Linked DNA regions of Mus musculus: all the other regions are linked to region 1. The links are chromatin loops, found by intact Hi-C in ENCODE. Cell type or tissue: heart. All regions are shown on one strand. Region 1 holds the start of Nr6a1 (nuclear receptor subfamily 6, group A, member 1). Region 2 holds the start of Golga1 (golgi autoantigen, golgin subfamily a, 1). Region 3 holds the start of Wdr38 (WD repeat domain 38).

Evidence for each region. A loop is a pair of places that touch in the nucleus more often than their neighbours do. Peaks named below come from ENCODE experiments on the same cell type or tissue, not always from the same donor. Only the 100,000 strongest peaks of a DNase experiment are listed, where the experiment ranks them.
Region 2: it touches region 1 in a loop (8-fold over the local background); 4 of 42 quality-filtered maps call a loop at or near these places.
Region 3: a loop joins it to region 1, with 7 times the contacts of the local background. A loop is called at or near these places in 38 of 42 quality-filtered maps.

The regions. Positions count from the first base shown.
Region 1 is chr2:38,926,249-38,928,748 of GRCm38, reverse strand. Nr6a1 (nuclear receptor subfamily 6, group A, member 1) reads left to right here and starts at 2,288. Exons shown (of 11, transcript NM_010264.4): 1 at 2,288-2,500. In heart, a CTCF peak has its summit at 1,482 (motif pointing left); DNase peaks (open chromatin) are centred at 1,438, 1,968 and 2,328; H3K4me3 peaks cover 1,470 bases; H3K27ac peaks cover 1,083 bases.
Region 2 is chr2:39,064,208-39,066,707 of GRCm38, reverse strand. Golga1 (golgi autoantigen, golgin subfamily a, 1) reads left to right here and starts at 1,167. Exons shown (of 23, transcript NM_029793.2): 1 at 1,167-1,327; 2 at 1,985-2,033. It overlaps Scai (suppressor of cancer cell invasion), which reads left to right. Exons shown (of 18, transcript NM_178778.3): 18 at 1-494. In heart, no CTCF peak of the experiment used is centred here; a DNase peak (open chromatin) is centred at 1,077; H3K4me3 peaks cover 2,299 bases; H3K27ac peaks cover 1,611 bases.
Region 3 is chr2:38,996,693-38,999,192 of GRCm38, reverse strand. It overlaps Wdr38 (WD repeat domain 38), which reads right to left and starts at 884. Exons shown (of 9, transcript NM_029687.3): 1 at 717-884. The coding sequence starts at 800. In heart, a CTCF peak has its summit at 1,100 (motif pointing right); DNase peaks (open chromatin) are centred at 922, 1,102 and 1,672; H3K4me3 peaks cover 1,238 bases; H3K27ac peaks cover 880 bases; H3K27me3 peaks cover 398 bases.

The DNA.
Region 1 (2,500 bases):
CTGAAAGGAATCAAGAGTTATTACCAGGAGCTGAGGATGTGGTTGAACTCCTCTCTGAGTTGATGTGCAATCTTCATCCACTTTTCAAACCTCAGGCACAAGATGTCTGCAGAGCCACTTGGCTTTCCAGGGAAGAGCATTCGGGGAAGAGGACTCTTCTGCACCAGGAGCCTGTGATTGAGGGGAACTCTGGCTCTGGGAAGGCTATGCGATCCTGGCACATTTCAGAATCCAGAGCTGAAGAAGGCTTTCTTCCCCACGACACAAAGGACTCATCTTATATTCCAGGGGCCTGCTGCAGAACACTGCTCCCTGGCCTTGGGAAAGCTCAGAACCCTTGTCAAAGACATAACCACTTCAAGATCATTTCTTGGGGCTGGAAAGATGGCTCAGTGGTTAAGAGCACTGACTGCTCTTCCTGAGGTCCTGAGTTCAATTCCCAGCAACTGCATAGTGGCTCACAACTATCTGTAATGGGATCTGATGCCCTCTTCTGGTGTGTCTGAAGACAGCTACAGTGTATAAGTATACTCATATACATAAAATAAATAAATGAATCTTTTTTAAAAAAAGATCATTTCTTACAGTCTACTTAGATAGGGCCATCTGGGAATACAGAGGGACCCAGTTGTCCCTTGATGGGAGGTATAAGGAAGGTGCTACTGAAGAAAAGGATCTAGAAAGATGAGTTAAAGACTTTATAGAGGCATTTCGGCTTTCTGATCCACTGAGTATATAACGGACATCAACTTTTGTGCCACTTCATTTGTATGTGAGAGCACCAATATCAGAGCTACCTCAATGAACAGGTGTGGGAGCTTTAAACCACACAGCATTAGTGTCAATCTCTCATAACAGCTGCTGGCACAGACTAAGGATGGACCAGGCCAATTAATATTGATAATGGAAAGTGCAGGAAGGCTTGGCAGAGCCTTCTCAATAGCAGGTAAGGGAAGAGGCATGGGAGCAACGTGGGCAGGAATCGGAACAGGTTAGATTTCATAAGCCAAGTAAAGACTTCTAAACAATTAAGTAAAGAATGACTCACAAGAGCCAGAGGATTCCAGGGGCACATGGGGCAGAATGAAGTGACAGAATGAAACCGCTTCGATACGGCCCATTAGAGGAAAGCCCAGCAAAGCACCAGAGTTCTTTGATTTATAGTAAGCTAGATAGCATTTAAGTTCTAGACTGAAACTTAATAAGTCTTTTCCTAAGGGAGGTGTGTGTGTTGTATAGTGTGTGTGTGTGTGTGTGTGTGTGTGTGTGCGCGGGTTGTGTAGTGTGTGTGTGTGTGTGTGTGTGTGTGAGAGAGAGAGAGAGAGAGAGAGAGAGAGAGAGAGAGAGAGAGAGAGAGAGAGAGAGAGAGAGAACGCGCGCGGGGCATTTCTGAAAATCACCACCACCCCTAATCCTGAGAGCCCCATGGCCGCGCGCCACCTGGTGGCAGCGGGAGGTGGGCCCTGGAGGAGGAAGGGGAGAAAATCCAGGATTTTATTTGGTGGGAACTTCTGTAAACTGAGGCGATAGCGTGTATGTGAGAGTTGGTCTCTTATCACTGGATCCGATTCTTATTACACCTCTCATTTTTGAGACAGGTATACTGAACAGGAGTGGGAAGGGGAACACTCCGGGAAAGGGACATTCTTAAAACAGAACTCTTTAAGACACAAGGAGTCAGGGGTCTCAAGTTTTCTTTGGTGGCATCAGTGGAAGTGATCTTAGTTTGTCCATCTGTTCTATGGGCAGGGTGCGGGGAATGAAAGAGGAGGAAGAGAAACTTTAATCTTTCCCGCCCACCCGGAGGTAAAGGGGCTTTAAACACTTCTCCGGAAAGCAGAGTTGTATAGATTCTATTTGCATACGAACGCAGTCACCTCGGGTTAAACTCGGGTCCTTTAATCTCTGGTCCAATTTGTCGCTCAGCCCGGGAGGAAAGCCCTCATGAGTACCTACACACCCCGCCCCCTGGGGCCTTCCCCCACAGGGCTGGGCTTGGTTGCACGTGCTCACCCGGTTCCCGGTGGATACGCCTCCTTGGAAAGGCTCATTATTAGTGTGGGGAAATAGTTGGAATCATAGAGCACTATGATCACGAATAAGTTACAATAGAGAGAAAACTCTGACATAGCCGTTTATTATATTAATATATTAGAAATTTTATTAGAGTTTGTAATAGTGATAGGTTTGGGTTCTCCCTACTTAGGTCTTCCTGTTTTTTTTCCATCACCCCTTTATTTGGTAGAGTCCCGTGTGGGCAGCCTCGTTGGGAGGACTACATTTCCCAGAATTCCTCACGGGCATGTGCGTGGCAGCGGCGCGTGACGTCAGAGGAGGGAGCTGGCCAGTGCTGAGGGGGCGCGGCGCGGAGGGGCGCGGAGCCGGGCGGCTCAGGGGCCCAGAGAGTGCGGCGGCCGAGAGCCTGCCGGCCCCTGACAGCCCCCTCCCCCCGTGGAAGACCAGGACGACGACTACGAAGGCGCAAGTCATGGCGGAGCAG
Region 2 (2,500 bases), 140 kb before region 1:
AACAGTCATTTTCTGGTTTTGTCTGTTACAGTAAACATTTTATAGACCTTAGGAATTGTCAAGTTCTTGAACATTTATTTTCTTGAGTTGATCACTTAACTCTTGTGTATGTGATTTGTCATAAACAATTAGAGCCTTTCACTTCTTCACTACATGAATTTCAGAGTAAACACTGTGATTCTACAGAGCAGATTCCATAGGCGTTCCAATATTCTTAACTGTTACACAGTGCCTGTCACTTTGAGGGCACATAAATACTAGGATGGAAAATAAAACGTTGTTTTGATGTTTGTTAAATAACAAGATTACAGAATATCTGTGGGGTTTTTTTTGTTTTTTGTGGTCAGTGTAATAAAGAATTTTGCATTGATAAATATTCTCTAGGAATGTGTATACATTCATCTAGTGTGAACTCTTGTAAATGAATTTTGTATCTTGAATCACGTATATATTAAGTGTATCATCAATATAAAAATAAACATTATTTGCTTAAAGTTTTGTGTATTTCTTTAGTATTGACAGTTGTTTCCTTGTTTGGGGTAAATCTTAGGCGCTTTAGCTGTCTTGAGTTACAGATTAACGCGTATAACTATTTTGTAGATTGAGATTACTGTTTATAAAGTATTTGTTTTCTCCCTAACTGGTTGCTACAACTGGGACAAGAGGAAACTGGAATAGATGGAATCAACAAAACAGGCTGGGGTTGCTTCTAGGGCAGGACTGAAGTTGCTATAATGTACAATGCGTAGCTTGAAACTTGAGAAATACGAAAATCTTACTTGGGCAGAACTAGGATAAAAGGTTCTAGAAACTTCTTTCAGTTGTATGAAACATGATCGACAGCAACTCGGATTGAGAGGTGCCCGGTGTCGTTTTTTTGAGCATAGACTTTCCTGTAGCCCCAAAGCTGGCCCTGGGGTACCGCACGCCACGGGGCTCCTCCCTCTTCAGAAGGGAAGGTGCCGATCCAGGGCGGCCAGATTGCGGTGCCTCTCGCTGACGTGTCAGTGGCCGGCCAACACAGGTAGAGGTGCCCGCGCCCGGTAGCCGTTTCAGCCCAACGGCACAAGCACCCCCGCTTGCGCGCCGCTGAATCGCACACGGGCGCATGCGCGCGCTGAGAACCAAGCCGACGCGCTGCCACTTCCGGCGCGCGGCAAACGTGCGGTTCCGGGTCGGTGCTCGGCTCGTCGGCCTGAGGTGGGGGCCAAGCGCCCTCGAGAGTCCGCGGAGGCGTGGCTGCTCCCACACAGCAAGTGCACTACTGGAGTCCCTGGACGCAAGTAGGCCTCCCTCTCTCCCATGGCCTCCGGCGCTCTACCGCGAGGTGGGGACACAATGGACCCCAACCCAGGGCTGGGGACGGTGCCAGGGGACTCGGGGCGAAGGCTGCCCCCTTGGCCTGGGGGTCTGGAGCTGCCCTGCGCGACCTAAGCCAAGCCGCCACTCTTTTCAGGGGCGCAGTCTCCCTACTGTCAAACAGAGGTTGAGCCCCTCCCTTGGTTGACAGCCCTAGTAGGGCTGCGCCTCCAGAGCGAGCCAGAGGGAGTGGGATCCAAAACGCGGTGACCTGCACCTCTGAACCGTAACCATCTGTCAGAACTTTGCTGTCGTTCTAGCAACTTAGTGCGAGTAAGGGCTCAGGGACCAGACCACAAGCCTGACCAGCTGTGAGAATCGGCTGAAAACTAAATATTGTCACTGGGAAGCCGGCAACTAATTCGAGATGTTTTGCTCAGAACTCCTAGGGAGACATGAGTGTTGGCACCAGTGCTAGAAGAAATTCTTTCTGCTTAAAGGTGGAAATTCTTAGGCTGCCCACTGGGACTGAGGAGCGTCTCACTGACAGTAGTACAATAGTGGCCAGGTGTATTTGCCCACTTATTCAGCCCTGCCCCCCCCCCCTTCTTTTGTCCCTCTCCCGCTGAACGTTTTCATCCGGCACTTGAAATATCCAACCTATTTTATCTTTGTTTTTACACAGGGCAGTGACTTTGACCTCCATACTCTTTTAAATATAGTAGATAAGACAGGTGAGTACAGTGGTTTACAGATATTGGGGGTAAAGTTTTGAAGGATTTCATAGGCTTAATGGCTAACCTGAAGTGGTAAGGCGTCATCTGTCATCTTACAACAGAGTGTATCCTGCACAGACGTGAAAAGATAAGGTTGAAACAGAACAGTAGGAGTTTGCTTTATTTTGTTTTGTTTTGGTTTTTGTTTGGTTTTTTGTTGTTGTTGTTGTTGTTGTTGTTGTTGTTTTGGTTTTTCGAGACAGGGTTTCTCTGTGTAGCCCTGGCTGCTGTCTTCGAACTCTCTCTGTAAACCAGGCTGGCCTCGAACTCAGAAATCCGCCTGCCTCTGCCTCCCAAGGGCTGGGATTAAAGTCGTGAGCCACCACCACCCGGCCTGTTTTGTTTTTGAGACAAGATCTCACTATGCAGCCTTCCCTGGCTGACCTGGGGCTGTGTAGACTAGACTTGCCTTGAACTCACAGAGA
Region 3 (2,500 bases), 70 kb before region 1:
GGTAGGGCCATAAACTCCAGGTCCCACTCCACAGCCATGCAAAAGCAAGTTCTAGGTCAAAAATTGACAAGCTCAAAGTTAACCCTAAGCATTGAATCTAAGCTAGAAATAACGATGCACACCTTTGAGCCCAGCCCCAGGGAAGACTACTGCCTGAAGTTTGAGACCAGCCTAATGCTGCCTCAAAAGACAAAGCAGATCTGTGAGAGCTTGAAATCTTGTTTACGTGAAGAGTTCCTGGGAAAACCCGCTACATTTCTAGACCAGGCTAGCCTTGAACGCAGAAATCCTTCTGCCTCTGCCGACCGAGTGCTGGGATTAAGGGCCTGTGCTACCACCGGCTTTAAAAAAAGAACCATGCAAGCCGAGCATTGGTGGTGCACGCCTTTAATCCAAGCACTTGGGAGGCAGAGGCAGGTGGATTTCTGAGTTCGAGGCCAGTCTGGTCTACAGAGTGAGGTCCAGGACAGACAGGACTAACAGAGAAACCCTGTCATGAAAAACCAAATAAACAAACAAACCATGCATGGGGAAAAACCTGGTGCTTACACCGGAATCCCAGCACTAGGGAGGCAGGGGCAGATGGATCTCTGTTCAAGGCCAGCCACATAGTGAACCCTGTCTCAAAACAAAAAAGAAAAAATAAACCTAGGGTCTATTCTTGAGTTGGGGTCTGACCCCACCAAGCCTGTGTAAGAAGAGCACTGGGGCCTCACCTCCCCGTGGTGTTGACCATAAAACCTCACTCTGCCCACGGCCAATCTTGTTGGGGCTCTGATGTTCATGGGCGCCCACTCCATAACCCGGAGGGCTCCCTCCTAAGCGGGCACCAGTCCCGTCGGAGGGGCCTCCGTTCCTAACAGGGCAGAAGGGAAAGGGAAACTGTGTACAAGAAGTCTCCATGGTAATGGGGCGGGGCGGCGCAGCCGCAGTGGGGGAGCTCTCTGAGCCGCCTCCATGGAAGGTGGTAGTGAGGCGAGCACTTTTAGGTTAAAGTGGAGGTAGAGTAGCAGGAGACACCAGAAAGAGTCTTCCAACCTTGGAACCTGCCTGCTGGCCAGATCCAGAGCTCCTCTGGCTGTCGAGCAAGACTTTGAGCAGAGTAGCCTCTAGAGGGCGCGCTGGCCCCGCGCACCGGGACGCAGTGTACCGCCCCAAGGACTCCTTCCTCTCACAGAGCAGGATTTAGCACAGTCCGTAGTTAAACACGTGAGAGCCTAGCACATGGTAGTACCCACGAGCCGCCCTGGGACTGAGAACATCTTCCTCTACCTCCAGGGTGCAAGGAGCAGGAGTCAGAGTGTGCCTAACGCAGGGCATGAAAAATATGTGTCAAGTCTATGCTAACGTCTGAGGGTCCGGGGCTGGAAGTACAGGAGGGAGGTCCCAGGAGCGCTTAGGATCGTAACGTGGATTTTGACCTGAAACCTGCGAAGACAAACCTTTACAGGTGAGGAAACTGAGGTCCAGAGAAATACAGAGGCCGATAGTGGTGCTGGTCCTGGGTTGGGCCCCTTTGCTCATCAATTACCATGGCCCTCACAGCAGATGTCTGAGGTCCCTTATTTCTGGTACCTCTGAGAAGCAGGCTCTCAGGGGAATGAAGCATGGGTAAGTGACTTAGTTCCTTCATGACAGAACCAAGCCTGCCAGCTCCCCAACCAGACCAAAGTGGGCAGGGATGGATGTGGGAGACCCAATGGTGTTGGGCAGGGCAGCAGAACTTTGGGAGTGTCGAACTCAAGGGTTCCCAGCGTGACTCATGTCCCTTTTCCTGTAGTCCTTCACCAGAATCTTCTCACGGGATCATTCTATTCCTGCTCTATTTTAGGCCCCAGACAGTGAGACGTGTATGGAGACGGCAAAGGCGGCTTTCAGCCGGGCCACTCTCATCCACACTCCCAGAGGGTCCGAGTCACTGCGTTGGCTCCTTGGAGACCTGTCTGTGCTGAGATTAGAAAGCCACCGCCACCCCCTCCCCAGCCATGACACAGCCCTCAGAAACGGAATTCCCTAGCCCCCATCTTCTCTGCTCACACATCGACACCCATGCCACCTGACTGCTCCTTTCTACCTTGGGCATATTCACTGGACTATCTGTCTACAGTGTCCCGCCCATCTCTCCTACTTAGGGTTAGTGTTGCTATGATGAAACACCAAAGACCAAAAGCAAAGTGGGGAAGCAAAGGGTTTATTTGGCTTGTTCTTGCACACTGTGGTCCCATCACTGAAGTCAGAAAAGGAACTCAAGCAGGGCAGGAGCCTGAAGGAAGAAACTGATGCAGAGGCCATGAAGGAGTGCTGCTTACTAACTCGCTCCTCCATGGTCTGCTCAGCCTGCTTTTTATAGAACCCAGGACCACCTTGCCCAAGGATGGCACCACCCACAATGGGCTAGTGTTAATACCAAAGATGGAAGGAGAAAGACCACCGACCCAATCATTATGGTCAAATTAATTAAAACAAGAAATAATTAAAGCAACCTTTTTTTTTCGTGTAC